Linked DNA regions of Homo sapiens: regions 2, 3, 4 and 5 are each linked to region 1. Evidence: chromatin contacts called from ENCODE Hi-C data. All regions are on one chromosome and are shown on one strand. The core of a region is the stretch at or near the end of the contact, and the rest is flanking DNA. Distances in the headings are between cores, read along the strand shown. Region 1 holds the start of CSGALNACT2 (chondroitin sulfate N-acetylgalactosaminyltransferase 2). Region 2 holds the start of CUL2 (cullin 2). Region 3 holds the start of MAPK8 (mitogen-activated protein kinase 8). Region 4 holds the start of ZNF248 (zinc finger protein 248). Region 5 holds the start of FZD8 (frizzled class receptor 8).

The links. Hi-C counts contacts between places; a loop is a spot of excess contacts on that map. Pooled maps may share reads with other maps.
Region 2: a loop to region 1 is called in a pooled map, with 12 times the contacts of the local background. The contact joins the promoter of CUL2 here to the promoter of CSGALNACT2 in region 1. A Hi-C loop is called at or near these places in 2 of 50 pooled maps.
Region 3: a pooled map shows a loop between it and region 1 (18-fold over the local background). The contact joins the promoter of MAPK8 here to the promoter of CSGALNACT2 in region 1. A Hi-C loop is called at or near these places in 8 of 50 pooled maps.
Region 4: a loop to region 1 is called in a pooled map, with 19 times the contacts of the local background. The contact joins the promoter of ZNF248 here to the promoter of CSGALNACT2 in region 1. A Hi-C loop is called at or near these places in 9 of 50 pooled maps.
Region 5: a loop to region 1 is called in a pooled map, with 30 times the contacts of the local background. The contact joins the promoter of FZD8 here to the promoter of CSGALNACT2 in region 1. A Hi-C loop is called at or near these places in 6 of 50 pooled maps.

What each region holds. Positions count from the first base shown.
Region 1 is chr10:43,137,150-43,139,849 of GRCh38, reverse strand. It overlaps CSGALNACT2 (chondroitin sulfate N-acetylgalactosaminyltransferase 2), which reads right to left and starts at 1,405. Exons shown (of 8, transcript NM_018590.5): 1 at 1,283-1,405. CSGALNACT2-DT (CSGALNACT2 divergent transcript) reads left to right here and starts at 1,457. Exons shown (of 1, transcript NR_186456.1): 1 at 1,457-2,700. RefSeq lists silencers at 869-938, 1,049-1,548, 1,719-1,778, 1,909-2,108.
Region 2 is chr10:35,088,976-35,091,675 of GRCh38, reverse strand. It overlaps CUL2 (cullin 2), which reads left to right and starts at 1,335. Exons shown (of 21, transcript NM_003591.4): 1 at 1,335-1,497. RefSeq lists an enhancer at 915-1,054 and silencers at 973-1,161, 1,215-1,414, 1,435-1,564.
Region 3 is chr10:48,305,406-48,308,105 of GRCh38, reverse strand. MAPK8 (mitogen-activated protein kinase 8) reads right to left here and starts at 1,429. Exons shown (of 12, transcript NM_001323329.2): 1 at 1,285-1,429. RefSeq lists a silencer at 849-1,798.
Region 4 is chr10:37,856,196-37,858,895 of GRCh38, reverse strand. It overlaps ZNF248 (zinc finger protein 248), which reads left to right and starts at 1,286. Exons shown (of 6, transcript NM_021045.3): 1 at 1,286-1,711; 2 at 2,364-2,461; 3 at 2,559-2,600. The coding sequence starts at 2,586. ZNF248-AS1 (ZNF248 antisense RNA 1) reads right to left here and starts at 1,147. Exons shown (of 2, transcript NR_186559.1): 1 at 395-1,147. RefSeq lists silencers at 794-1,343, 1,040-1,416 and an enhancer at 1,734-1,793.
Region 5 is chr10:35,641,008-35,643,707 of GRCh38, reverse strand. FZD8 (frizzled class receptor 8) reads left to right here and starts at 1,412. Exons shown (of 1, transcript NM_031866.3): 1 at 1,412-2,700. The coding sequence starts at 2,279. LOC124902528 (zinc finger protein 469-like) reads left to right here and starts at 862. Exons shown (of 2, transcript XM_047426128.1): 1 at 862-1,078; 2 at 1,295-1,980. The coding sequence starts at 862. The coding sequence ends at 1,980. MIR4683 (microRNA 4683) reads left to right here and starts at 2,456; the gene lies at 2,456-2,536. LOC105376494 (a long non-coding RNA gene) reads right to left here and starts at 393. Exons shown (of 2, transcript XR_930820.3): 1 at 1-393.

The sequences.
Region 1 (2,700 bases), core at 156-2,655:
TGAAGAGTAGTCACATATTATTCAATAGACTATTACACAGTAATAATACAATACCATGAAATAGCATGGGTGTGTCCCACAAACAATATGCTGAGAATACTACGTGATTCCATTAACATGAAGCTCAAAACAGAGAAAACTAAAAGCAGATAAGAGAAGTTAGAATACAGATGGGAAAACAAGGATATAACTGACTTGGAAGAAGCACAGGAAAATAGGATGATGGAAATGTTCTATGGTTATAATTTGATATATCTGGTGGTTCCACAGGGTAATAAGTATGTAAAAATTCATTGAGCTGTACAATTAAGATTCGTGCTCTTATTGATTTCATATGTATTTTATGCCTCGACAAAAACAAAGAGAAAAATGCAGCTTCTAAACTGGTTGGAACTGTGTTTATTTAGGCCAAAATCCTCTGAGCCACAAATACTGGAAATCCATCTTTTTTCATTCTTTTAGTTACATGACAACTTTAAACAAATGGTACAAGAACAATAATACAAAATGAACGCTAACACTCAGTCCTAAAATACTTGGCTTCTTACTTCCAAGATCGAAGCTACTATTTTAATACAACATTCAAAAAACAACATTAATTACCAGACATGAAGGCCCTGCTCCCGCGAGCCTTGAATGACGGTGAAACGTCACGACATCCCATATCTATCTCAAAAGCACGCTAGAAAATACCTCCAAGTTTAACAAGCCAAGGACTCAGGAAGAGAAGCTTCAGATGTATAATCAAACTATCATACCGCCAATACCATCATCACAAACAGAAGTATCACTGTCGTGCTTCCTGCGTTGCTCAAGGGTAGAGTCATTTTTAAGGTGCATTCTCCGACAACGCCAGAGGCTCCCCATCTCCTCCGCCCCACTGAGCCCTCCACGACAGAGCATCTTTACCGGCGCTCGCTCTGCCATCTACAGATAAAGAGGGGCTGAGGGCAGAACTATTTTAACGCGATGACGAGGTCACCACTGATTAAAAAGTTTATCCACTGAGAGGAGCAGAGATGGTGATGAATAGGTAAAAACAAAACGAAACAAAACAAAACCCAACACTGACAAGCGAACCAATCGTCTCTGGCCGCGCTTTCCCTAAAACCGGTGCCGACTCCGGCAGGCTCATCCCTGAGAGACAGGGCCCCCCGCAGGACCGGTCCGCTAGGCGACCCCACCCGACCACACAGGAGCCCGCAGCCCCGGCGCCCGCACCGCCCGGGCCGGAGCCGGCGGGAGTCGCGGACCGGCGGGCGAGGCCGGGCCAGGTACTCACCGCGCTCGCCCGCTCTGCGCTCCACCGCCTCCTGCGCCGCGGGGACACCCGGGCGGCGCCTCACGCCTTGGGCCCGCCGCCGCCTCAGCCACCCACCCCCGGGCGCGCCGCCGCGCCTGAGAGGCCACTTCCGGCGCGCGCGAGGAAATGAAGCCGCCGCGCGCCCGCGGCCCCGCCCAGGAAGCTCCGCCACTGGCAGCTGGGTACCGATTCATCACCGACGTGTTTAAAGTATCCGTGTGTGTGCCTCCAAAAACCGTTTGTGGAGACAGCAGAGTGCCCGAGGCAGGAAACCGCTCCGGCCTGGAGGCGCCCCTGCCCGGACTCGTGGACTGCAGCGCTGTCCCGCTCGGAAGCCGATCCTGGGAGTCCGAGCGGGGCCGCGGGGCCTGCGTGGCAGCCGAGTCGAGGGCTTCGGGCCGCGGGGCTGTGGAGCGCCCCTTGGCGCTGGGCCGCCGGCAGCCGTGAGCGCATCACTGCATTTCCCTGGAGGAATTCCTCATCTGTTGAATGAGGGAGTTGAGGCGGACACGCTGGGAAATGGCTTCGAGCTCACACACTGATTTTCGTGAGTGGAAAGAGAAGCCCTTTCTTAGGCGTCTTCCATACCACTGCATGTTCCAGGGTCCTCCCTGGGCTCTCTGTCTCCCACGCCACCGCGAGCACGGCCTAAGCGGGCGAGCGAAGGCGCGACGGCGCCGAGAGCCGGCTGTGGTGGGTGCCGGGCGCGTCACCGCGGGCTGGCGGGGGAGGGGACGCTGGGAAGCTCTCCAGAAAGAGGAGCCGCCACCGAGCAAATTCCCATCTGCCACGCACCGCAGAGCCTCGCCCTCCGCCGCCAGCATTTTCTTTCTTTGTTCTCCTAGCCCTACAAACGCTGGGTTTCCTTTCTCATTCGTGGACTTTTTTCCCTGGATCCTTCTTACTGCTCCTACCCTGTGGCCGCACGTCTGGCAGATGCGCGGCGGGCGCTGCCTGAACCCCCGAATCCTCACAAGCCTCTGTGCAGCGGCCACGGCCCTCAGCTAGCGGCGGGGAGACTGAAGCCGCAGGGTCAGGGTTAGTTGCCACATGTTTTAAATTCCTATCCAAACTTCCATTATAATTGTTTTTATTTATTTATTCATCTATTTTTTGAGACAGGGTCCCGCTCTGTCGCCCAGGCTGGAGTGCAGTGGAGCGATCACGGTTCACTGCAGCCTCCCCACCTCCGACTCCAGCGATCCTCTCGCCTCAGCCTCCCGAGTAGCTGGGACCACAGGTGCATGCCACCATGCCCGGCTAATTGTTAATATTTTTTTTGGTAGAGATGGGGCCTCCCTCTGTTGCCTAGGCTGGCCTTGAACTCCTGGGCTCAAGCGATCTTCCAGCTTCGGCCTCCCAAAGTGCTGGCATTACAGGCGTGAGTCACCCCGCCT
Region 2 (2,700 bases), core at 86-2,585, 8.0 Mb after region 1:
ACTGCATTCCAGCCTGGGTGACAGAGCAAGACTCTGTATCCAAAAAAAAAAAGGACCAGACATATTGCATTGTTAACAAACTAGTTGTTAACCTTATGACCTCTGTAAAGGTCTCAGGGATTTCCAGAGGTCTGGGGACCACACTTTGAGAATCACTAGATTAAAAGGGGGAAAACATGGGAGGAAAAAAAGGTCACATAATGGAAACATACTGTTGGATTGAATTTCGTATATAAAAACCCTTTACTGAAATAAAGAGTAGAGACTTCAAGTACCAAGAGAAGCAGATTAGAAGAGGAGGAAGGCTCTAGGGACTGATCAGGTCTGGAGGCAGGGTTTTAAATGGGCCTTGAAGGGTTCGTGCAGTTTGGAAGGAAGGGATGGGAGGGAAAAGCTTGCTGAATCGTATAAATGAACAAGACCCTGATGGTGAGCTCTTGAGGATATGAAAGGCAAAAAGCACTAAGGCCGGGCTTTTGTTCCTCTGTGGCCCTGCATATATGAGGAGGTGATGAGTAATTCTATATTTTTATCAGCTTTACCGTTTAAAACTCCAAGGGAGGAAAACCCTTCAAACTGATAGGCTTGGGGCTTGGTGAAGGTGGGGTATTAGTGAAAAAGATGTGAAGTTTCTTTATCGAAAATACATGTATGTCCAAGAAATTCTCTGTAGATAAAAACTAACAAGAAAAAGAGTTTGTCAGAGAGGAAAAGTAGTTTTGCTAATTTATTTTTGATCATTTGCAAAGCCCATGGAAGTGTGTGGCAAGAGGATTGTGGTGTCTTAGGATATTCACATAGGTCTGAAACAAGGAAAACATACTTCTGTTGAAAGCACCATTCCAACATATTGTTATTAGCAGTCCCTGAACTAACGGGTAGTGGGTGGGTACTGTGTCCATCAGCTCAGCGAACCGCAATTGCCTCATTGACAGCAAGCCCAGCAAGGAATCACTTGGAATATTAATTTCCGTGGCCTTTCGCAATCACACGAAGCTTGGCTCCCTGCGCTTGCCGTAACGCGGCCTGTACCATTGCTTTCCGGGTGGCGGGGGGGATTTGGCAGCAGCGGAAGAAGGAGACCGGAGGGTGTGTGTTGGGCAAAGCCGGAGGCAGAGGAGGACGATTGTTTTACGGATCCCGTGATCGGCCCGTCCTTCTCCCCTTTCCCCCCCTCCCTACCGCCCCTGTCCCGCCGGGGAGCGGCGGCGGCCTTGGACTTTGCTGTCTTTCCTCGCGGAGACAGGTGAGTGTCGGCGCGCGGGCTCCCCGGGCTTCGCTCCCCACCCCCCGCGTCTCCGGGGCCGGTGGCGGCGGCCGGCCGGGGAGGCGGCCTCGGCGCACAGTAATGGCAGCGCTGTGAGCAGGGGAACGCGAGCTGACAGCCGCCGCCGCCGCCGCCTCCGCCCACCTTCCTCGCCGGGGCTTCGTCTTTCACTCCTTCGGGCTGCCTCCCCCTCCCCTTGTCCCCTGCCCCTTGCCCTGCTTCTGCAGAAGGTAACCCCGCTGAGGGTCGGGGAGCCGGGCTGCAGGCGCCGGGAAACTTCCCTTCCCGGTTAATGGGTGGCGGGGCTGGGGCGGAGGAGAGGAGTTGGGGGCGACGAGGTGTGGGGAGAGGGATGAAAGGGGGAGGCCCGGGAAGATGGTATCCTGTAAGTGACCTCGGCTCCCCAGAGCGCTGACCCGTAAGCCCTGCCACCCCCTGGACTGGATCCCGGGCCTCCCCAACCCGATCTTGGCCGCCTCTCCCGCGGCCCCATTTTCCTTCGAAGGAGGGAAGGTGAGAGTGCGTGTATTCTTCTACATATTTACGTGCTCACACGAATACACAACTCTGTGTGTTTGTGTGTGTGTGTGGGGGGGGGCATCTCATGCATCCTTACCCCGAGTGTTTTCACTTTTGTTTCCGCAGACTGCAAAGATTGATAGCTTTGGGGAGGAGTATCCTACGTGCATGCTAGACTTCTTGTCTCAACCCTTAGGGTCTGGTGAAATAAGATCCTCACACGCTTTCTAGCACTTGCTTACCCTCTAGAGAGTCTGGACCATTCCCTACCATTACGTGCATGCAAATAAAACATCTGTGAATTGCAGACTGTTATTAATGTTAAGTCCACATCTTTGCCCCATGGATTAATATTAACAGTTGAAGGCCAGTACCCTGGGCGTTTAAATTTTGAAGATAAGATGCAAAATATTAACGTTCGCTATAGATTGTGACTGTTCAACATAAACGTCTTTGAACTAGACCTGGCCAAGCCTACCTTCGTAGTAAAGTATCGGAAATAATCACTTTGATCTGATTGACAACTGACTACATAATAATCGCTTAAAAACATTCAAAACACTGTTGCCTACCCTTTAGAATCTTACATTCCTTTTCAAGACAGACACATGAACAAATGAGCTATACTTTGCTTCTTTTGCCCTTATACAGTATCTGGAAGATCCTTCCAAAAGAGTCGCGTGAGATAAGAGAAGTACACAGTTTTTTTGTTTTGAGATGGAGTTTTGCTCTTGTCACCCAGGCTGGAGTGCAGTGGTGCGATCTCGGCTCACTGCAACCTCCGCCTCCCGGGTTCAAGCAATTCTTCTGCCTTAGCCTTCCATGTAGCTGGGATTACTGGCATGCGCCACCATGCCCGGCTAATTTTGTATTTTTAGTGGAGATGGGGTTTCACCATGTTGGCCAGGCTGGTC
Region 3 (2,700 bases), core at 180-2,679, 5.2 Mb before region 1:
AGGCTGCAAGACTGGAAAAAATAAAATTTAGAAATAAATAAAAGCTGTTGTATATTTAGACCAAATCTAATTCTACTTCCTATTACACTTGAACTTCCAGATATACTGCTTAAAAAATGACCCAGAATATAACCATACCTTCCTTAACAGACATCACTTATGTAACTGTCTCATTTAAAGGTCCATCTATTATACTTCAGTCAAAGCATCCTCTTCCATGAAAGGATACTTTACCTTCACACCAAACCTCTTCATCTGAGTACGGTACTAAACAGCTGCTGAATGAATGAATGAATGAAAAAACAGATGTTCTAATTGCCAAGGAGGTACTTGCTGGATGCTTATCTCAAAACACAATGGACTGACGGACCAGAATTCTACTGGAAAGATCGCTGGATTTCAGAGGTAAAAATAGTAATCACTGGACAATGCCATGTAGTCAACATGTTATTAAATTCGCAGTAAAGACCAAGCAGGGAACTTTCAGAAATAAAAACGGAAAGTGTTCATCAGGGTACTTTAAAATGGACTTGGTTCTACCATCTCTGAATCGGGAACACAAATGCGAGACAAAGAGATGGGAGGGTGGGGTGAAAAAGTCAAAAGGTCACCACCGATGACCCTCAAGAGAAATGCGCGCTGACCACCGAAGCTCGGGCCAAGCTGGATGGACACCTCCCACCCGAGCCACGGGCCTGGGCTCTCTGCCCTGCAGCCCAGAGCTGCAGGCCACTCTGGCCCTTTTCAGCGCTGCTGCCTGCGTTCGCCCAGAACGTTAGCACAAAGAAAGCATCGAGAAGCAAAATACGGTCCCTATGGGCGCGGGGCAGGCTTGGGGACCTGCCGGCAGAAGCGCTCTCCCCGGCTCCCCGCCGCCCCGGAGGCAGCCAGGGCGCGGCGGGCCGCAAAGACACCTCCGTCCGACCCTTGCCGAAGTGTTTCAGAACTTGCCACCCACCCCCCCGCTCCATTTTCTTCTCCCGCCGCGGAGGCAGGACCCACGCGAAGAGGACGCGAGAGGACAGGCGGGCGGGGCTCGCGGCGGCAGGCGGGCTGGCGGGCAGCGGAGCGCACCCAGGTCCCGCAGCCCCACGCCCCCTCGGCTGGCCCCCGCCTCCGCGCCGCTATTGTTCCCGCGCCGCCCCCGCCCACCGCGCGCTCCCGCCCCCACTCCCAGGAGGGGGTTACGGCTGAGGAGAAGGCGGCGGCGGCGGCAGCGGCACAATAACATAAACACGACGGGGCCGCCTGCCGTCCCGGCCCTGCGGCGTCCGCCGCACTCACCCGGCAGCGCAGCGAACGGCGACAGGGAAGCCCGCCAGCGGGGACAGGGGCCGTCCGGGGTGGTCGCCGCGGCCGTTACCCAGCGCTGCTCGCGGCTCCGCAATCCAAGCCGCGTCGTCCGGCCTCGGCCGCTCGGCTGAGTAACAGAGACGCGGGCCGTCACCGCGCACGCCCGCGCACGTCATCGCGCAGGGCCCCGCCCCCGCGCCTCCCGAGCGGCCGGCGGGGCGGGGCAGCCCCGGGGCCCGGATTGCGGGGGCGGGGCCGCCGCCCGGGGACGGCGCTACTCCAGGGGTTACGAGAGGACTTGCGGAGGTCGCTTGGAGGCGGAGCCGCGGAGAGAGCCTCCGAGGGCTGTGGGTGAGGGGCGTGGCCTGGAGCGGGAGGGGCGGGCCCTGTGGCGGCACGTGGCGGCGCGTGGCCCCAGGGGACCGCATCTGGTTGGCGGCGGTAGCCAGGTCAGAGCTTAAGCCTTCGGGCCTCGTCGGCACAGGGTTGAAGGGCAGGTGCGCTTAGGCCTAACCTGCGCAGCGAACAGGCACCCCCTTCCGGTACACACACCTGAGTGATGAAGAGCTGGTTACCTTGACCGACAATATGTTCCATTCTGAGGACACCTGTCCGGGTCCCAGAAACCTACAGAGAGATAAGTGTTCTCTTCAGCTGCCCGGGAAAAGCTGCCTCCAGTTTTTCCAAAATCCACCTCCTCCGAGATTCCTTGCAAATCCACCTCTTCCCAGATTCCTTGCATTACCTGGTTTACTTCTGAGGCCCCACAAAGCGTGTAAATGTTACAGAAGCGATAAATTGACAAGTCCTTTAAATATCCAACAACGGGTGGAAAGGCGTTTGAACTACCTACACCATTCGGTAGAATACATTTTAGCAATTTAAATGCCATGTGTTCAAGGAATTCTTAACAACATAGGAACATGTTCACAATGTATCATTAAGAGAAAGAAGCAAGAAACAAGTCATATATAGAATGGTCCCACTTAGATACTATATATACACATAGAAAAAACCTGGAAAGAAATACACCAAATTATGTTAACAATGGTTCATCATTGGACTATGGAATAAAGGGTGACTTGGTTCTCGTTTATACTTTGGGTATTTTCTCATGTTTTCCGAGAGGAATAGTTATGTTCACAATCAGAAACAAGTAAGTTACTTTAATAATGAATATATAAATATTTGTTGAATAAATGAATGATTTCAGGTAAACTACTTTCCTATTACATGTGGGGCTGGCCTGTTTCTGGTGATTCTGAAAGGGAACATACAGATGATTATTCATTCATTCTCTTCCCATTTCCTCTCTCCCTCCCTCTCAACCTTCTTAATTTCCTTCCTGCCATCCTTTGTTCCTGCAATAATTATTTATTGCATGCCCATTCAGTGCCAGGCAATACA
Region 4 (2,700 bases), core at 37-2,536, 5.3 Mb after region 1:
CTGTAAATCTGAAATTATGAGCAAATGAAAAGTTTAAAAAAGTGGACAATGACCCAGGAGTTGATTTTTTAAATGAAAAGTTGTAACACACGCACATGCTCATAGTGTGCTGAAAATGCCAGATGTGCACGTAAAAGAATGTACGTGTAGTGTAGTTCTGGGTAAAGTATGGTTGGTTTTGGGAAATGAGTGCGTGCTTTCTTCTTCAAATTTGTTACTCAAACGGCTTTTTTTTTTTTAAACATATAAACAATTTTATGTTTGGGTCTTGAATTGCTAGCTTCTGTTTTTCCTTATTCCAGAGAATAACCATACTGGTCACAGATTTTAGTTTTCTCTTCCAGTCTTTCAGTTAAACGTTACCATGCATGATCGTGAATGAATTCAAGCACACCTTTCCTTCTCTTGGCTTGTGTCTAACAGGCACATTGATTTGATCCACAACCTCTGGGGACACTGACAGAATCCTGGTTCCAAGCAGGAGTGGGTAACTGAGACAGTAATCTCTCAACCCACTATACAAGGCTGTTTTGCAGGAGAGCCTTATGATGACCAGCATGATATATAATTGTGAGAAATATACTGAACAATTTATGTGTCAGACACCGGTTTAAATGCTTTTACAACGTAAGCGCCTCCAATTCTCATAAAACCCCTGCTAGGTAGGCACTATCAGCCTCATTTTACAACTGAGGGTTGCGGCCAGAGCTGACAGGCACCGTCTAGCGCCGCTTCCAAGCCCCGCATCGCATCCACCAGCCTAACTCGGGCGCTCGGCCTCTCCCTCTGCGCATGTGCATCCCCGCCTCCCGCTCCAGGCGAGTCCTTCCCTGGACTCCAGTCCCTTGTGGGAAACAATCCCTCGCCTCCGGAGGCGGCGAGGAGCGGCGGGTGAGCCCCGGAGCACTGGGCGAGGGCCAGGGGGTCCCCGCGCTGCCCTGAAGGCGGGCGGGCGGCGGCTAGACCTCGGCGGTGGGGAGGGACCCCTGGCGCCTGCGGCGACGGTGGGACGAGGGCGTCTCTGTCAGAAGGGGATGAGGTCTGGCGTGGGAACGCGAGTTCCGGGGCTCCCGGGGGTCCGTATGCGTCCAGTCCCTGCGCCTGGCGCTCAGCGAAGTCCTGTAGCACGGGGTAGGCAATGCGCACTGGCCCGAAGGGGAGGGAACTGGCTGCGGGGAGGGGACAGCACGCGCGTGCGTAGCGTGTGACGTTTGTTGTGCGCGTGCGCATGGCGTTTGATGTGTGCGTGTGCGCTTTTTGTGCCCTGAGCCCGCGGGGAGGAGGCGGGGCTGCGGGGGAGAGCGACTGCGCCAGGTCCGCGACAAATGAATTAGACACAATTATCCACGGGAGACTCGGTTTTCCTCTCTGTAAATTACGGATATTAGGAATACTTGCCGCCTGGGGTTGTTTTGAGCACTTTCATTGTTTAGGTGCTGTATTTATTGGGTGTGCGTTCCCTGGGAGAGCCCGAGGGAGACGGCTCCTGCACCGGCCCCAAGGGCCTCTCTGCCCGTGGAGTGCAGGAGCGAAGGGGCTGGCCTAGCTGACCACCAGGGCCCCTGCTGGCTCTGACCGCCCTCCTATCCCAAGTAATTATTTACACGTTTCGCGTTCGCTTATGTATTATGTGTAATCATGGCACAGTATCCTGAAGCCGTCGGAGTCTGTGTGCTGGTGCAAGGTCTGGGACAAATTTAAGAAGAGAGAGGTGAGCTGGAGCTGAGGGGTGGGCGCGCAGGCTAACAGGAACGTCACCTCTGGAGAGTCTGAGGGCAGGGACGGGTGAAAGGCTCACGGCCACAGCGAAAGAAATGCTGTTATCACCCCTCCGCGAACACCGGGCACATCCAGATGAGCTGCTGAGCTTCCTCCTCTCTTGGCCTGATATCCCCGCCGGATGGTAGTGCAGTCAGGTCATACTTGGGTTATCTGTTTTGACCTTATTTGAAAGATGGAAAAACAAAATTGAGTTTGAGGAGGTGAGTAGTTCAGATCTTGTCATTCCTTAGAGGCAGAACTGAGATTAGAAGTCAAGTCTGCAGTTTCCCGAGCCACTGCTGCCCATTTTGTTACTCTATATCACAGTTTCTCATTAAAAGATCCTTTTGAGGAATTGTTAGCAAGTTAGAACAAACATTTTTAAACTTGCATTTAACATCCTATCCCTTTTTTTAGAGGTCTTTTGCATTATCTAACCTCAGGGCATTAATGGTGTTAACAGGTAAACAGATAAACAATATGGCCTCAGTTTTTTTTTTTCCCTACAAGGAATTTTGACAAACCCATAGTGTTTTTTCCTTCAGATTACTGTTAACTTGTTAAACTCATCTTTTCATGTTTTTAATTTTTCTGTGTCACAGAACCTAAATTGGTAATAAATCAATAAGAAATATTTACATTCACTCAGTGAAAAGTGTCATGTCTGAGCTCAGCATATATCGGAGCCACACATGGACACGTAAGTATCTTGTGTGTGGACCTGTATAGGCAGGTGAATCTCCGAACTGCAAGGCCGGCGAAGGCTCTCCTGACATTCTTCCTTTCTAATCCTTCAGCTCTCCTTCCTCCACTAAGAGCGGAAAATGAACAAATCCCAGGTGAGATTCTTGTTTCTTTATTCCCAGTTTGTTTAAAAATGGATTTCTGAAGTTTATAAGGGTTTATGTTTTGAAAATGGAAAAATAGAAATAGGCAAAA
Region 5 (2,700 bases), core at 163-2,662, 7.5 Mb after region 1:
GAGGCAGGGAGGAAGAGGGAGAGAGGGGGACGGAGATGGGGAGGAGGCGGGAGGGAGGGAGAGAAAGAGAGAGAGAAACATATTCTGCCACCCTCCTGGCTAACTGAAATGCTTGTTCCCGAGATTACAGTAATTACTGCCCCAGCATGAGTTCCATACAAGCGCTAAATGAAACAGCACATCAATTAAAAAATAAACACTCCATTCTAGGAGAAAGACAGCCCCCTGGGACGCCCTAACAAGCGTAAATGAACCTGCCAGGCCGCCGGCCCGGGCCGCCCGCAGCCCCCCTCCCGGCCCGTCTTAAGGTGGCGGCGGAGCCGGCGGGGGCAGCGTTCGCTGGCGGTGGCCCAAGCGGCTGCTAAAAGCAGCCCGGGTCCGGCTCCGGCCTCGTGCAGAGAGCAGATACGTGTCGCGGAGTCCACGCCAGAGCGCAGCGCCGCCTCCCACCAGAGAAAAGGAGGCTCTGGCAAAAGCCTGTGAACTTGGGATGGATGAATAGACGTCCTGAAAGAACGAAGGGAAGACAGGGAATCCAGCCCCAGAGTTTCCAGCCTGTCCTATTTATAAGTTTCGAGGTTTGTTTTGAATTTTAGAAAGAAATTGAATGATTTTTCCTAAGAAAGCACGGCGGCTCGGGGCTTCCTATATTTTATCTCACCTAATTATCAAAGCCCCCTTGGAGATCTGTGCTATGATCACCCAACTCTCTAGGTGGGGAAACTGAGGCTCCCCCAGGTCACGCAGCGGAGGCGGGAGGAGAGTCTCTGGCGGGCATTTGTCCCCCGCGCCCCTCGCGCGCCCAAGGCTGGGCTCCGGGGCATCTCACCCGGGCCGTCCCGGGTCCAGCCCCAGTTTAGAATGACTCCACACCCCCCACATCTCCAAGTCTCAGAAACCATCGTTCTGAGAACCCCAAGGAGGACACCCTTTCCCGGGTCTTCTGCAGCGCCGAGCCCCGGCAGGCCTCCCCGGCGCTCGCCTGCTGCGAGACCTTCCTGCCGCCCCGAGGAGCACGAGACCCCAGCCGCCTGCAGATCACCCACATTTGCGGAGGGTGGCAGCAGGGGCTTGGCTGGTTTGAAACGCGCCGGGGAGGCGCGCGCTGCACCAAACCCCGTCCCTGTCCCCAAGGGCAGACTCGGGGTAAGGGGACCAAGACCTCCGACGCACTCAGCGCCATGGGGACAGCCATGGCCAACACTCTGTCTCTGCGGTCAATCCCAAGGTTACCAAAACTCTCCATCCGCAGAGAGCGCGCACAGCAGTGCGGACACTCGGGGACTGCCTTAAGGAAGGCTGAGCCCTGGGAGCGCGTGGACTCCGCCCTACCGCCCGGCGATTGGCTCGCGGGGCTGGGGGCGGAGACCGAGTCCGCGCTGTATAAATATTCATGAGCCGGCAGCGCGGCGCGAGCGGGGCTGGAGCCGGGAAGTTGGGCTAAGGGCGCTGCTCCCGCCGAGGAGGAGGCGGCGGCTGGGCGCGGGCCGCGCCACTCAGGTGTCCGCTCCGCCTTCCGGTCTGGATTTGCTCCTGGGTGTCCAGCAGGAAGGAGACTGTGTGCACCTCGCCCGACTGCGGCCGGAGCGCGGCGCTGACTTTTCCAGGCGGCGGGGGTCCGTCTGTCCCGGCGGCGGACGGACGAAGGACGGACGCCGGAGAAAGAGGGCGGCGGCCTGGGCCGAGGCGGGTCCCCAACTCCGGCGGCGGCGGCGGCGGCTTGGCCTTGGGGGCGGGCATGAGCCCCCGGGGGCCGAGTGGTGGCCGCCAGGGCTGACCCGGCGCGGCAAGCGGCCCGGCCCAGCCATCTTGACTGCGCACCGCGGCCCCAGAGGAAACTTGCGGCGCCTCCGCCCTCTCTGTCCGGCGGAGTCACCGCCGCCCGGCGCGGCGGGGAGAAGTGGTCGGGCGCGCGGAGAGGAGGCGAGCGAGCGCGGGACGATGAGCCGAGGCCCGGCCGCTCTGCGCCGCGAGGGCTGAGCGCGACCCGGGGCCAGCAGAGCGGACCTACGGACTGTGGCGCGCGCCTGCAGCCGCCTTCAAACCCCCGGAGCGGCGGAAAGGAGTGCGGAAGGGCCCTGCCCAGGCTGCGGGCCGCGCCGCTGCGGACGCGCCCCTAGAAGGGGTTAGATTATCGGCAGACCCCCCTCCCGGGCGAAGCATAAGGGAGACCCCAGATCACCCGCTGTACCCGTCTGCGGCTCTCTCGTGGGCCCCCCCCCCGGCACCCCTCTGCGCGCCGCCTGGAGGGCGAGGGCACCGGGCCGAGGCGCACAGCATGGAGTGGGGTTACCTGTTGGAAGTGACCTCGCTGCTGGCCGCCTTGGCGCTGCTGCAGCGCTCTAGCGGCGCTGCGGCCGCCTCGGCCAAGGAGCTGGCATGCCAAGAGATCACCGTGCCGCTGTGTAAGGGCATCGGCTACAACTACACCTACATGCCCAATCAGTTCAACCACGACACGCAAGACGAGGCGGGCCTGGAGGTGCACCAGTTCTGGCCGCTGGTGGAGATCCAGTGCTCGCCCGATCTCAAGTTCTTCCTGTGCAGCATGTACACGCCCATCTGCCTAGAGGACTACAAGAAGCCGCTGCCGCCCTGCCGCTCGGTGTGCGAGCGCGCCAAGGCCGGCTGCGCGCCGCTCATGCGCCAGTACGGCTTCGCCTGGCCCGACCGCATGCGCTGCGACCGGCTGCCCGAGCA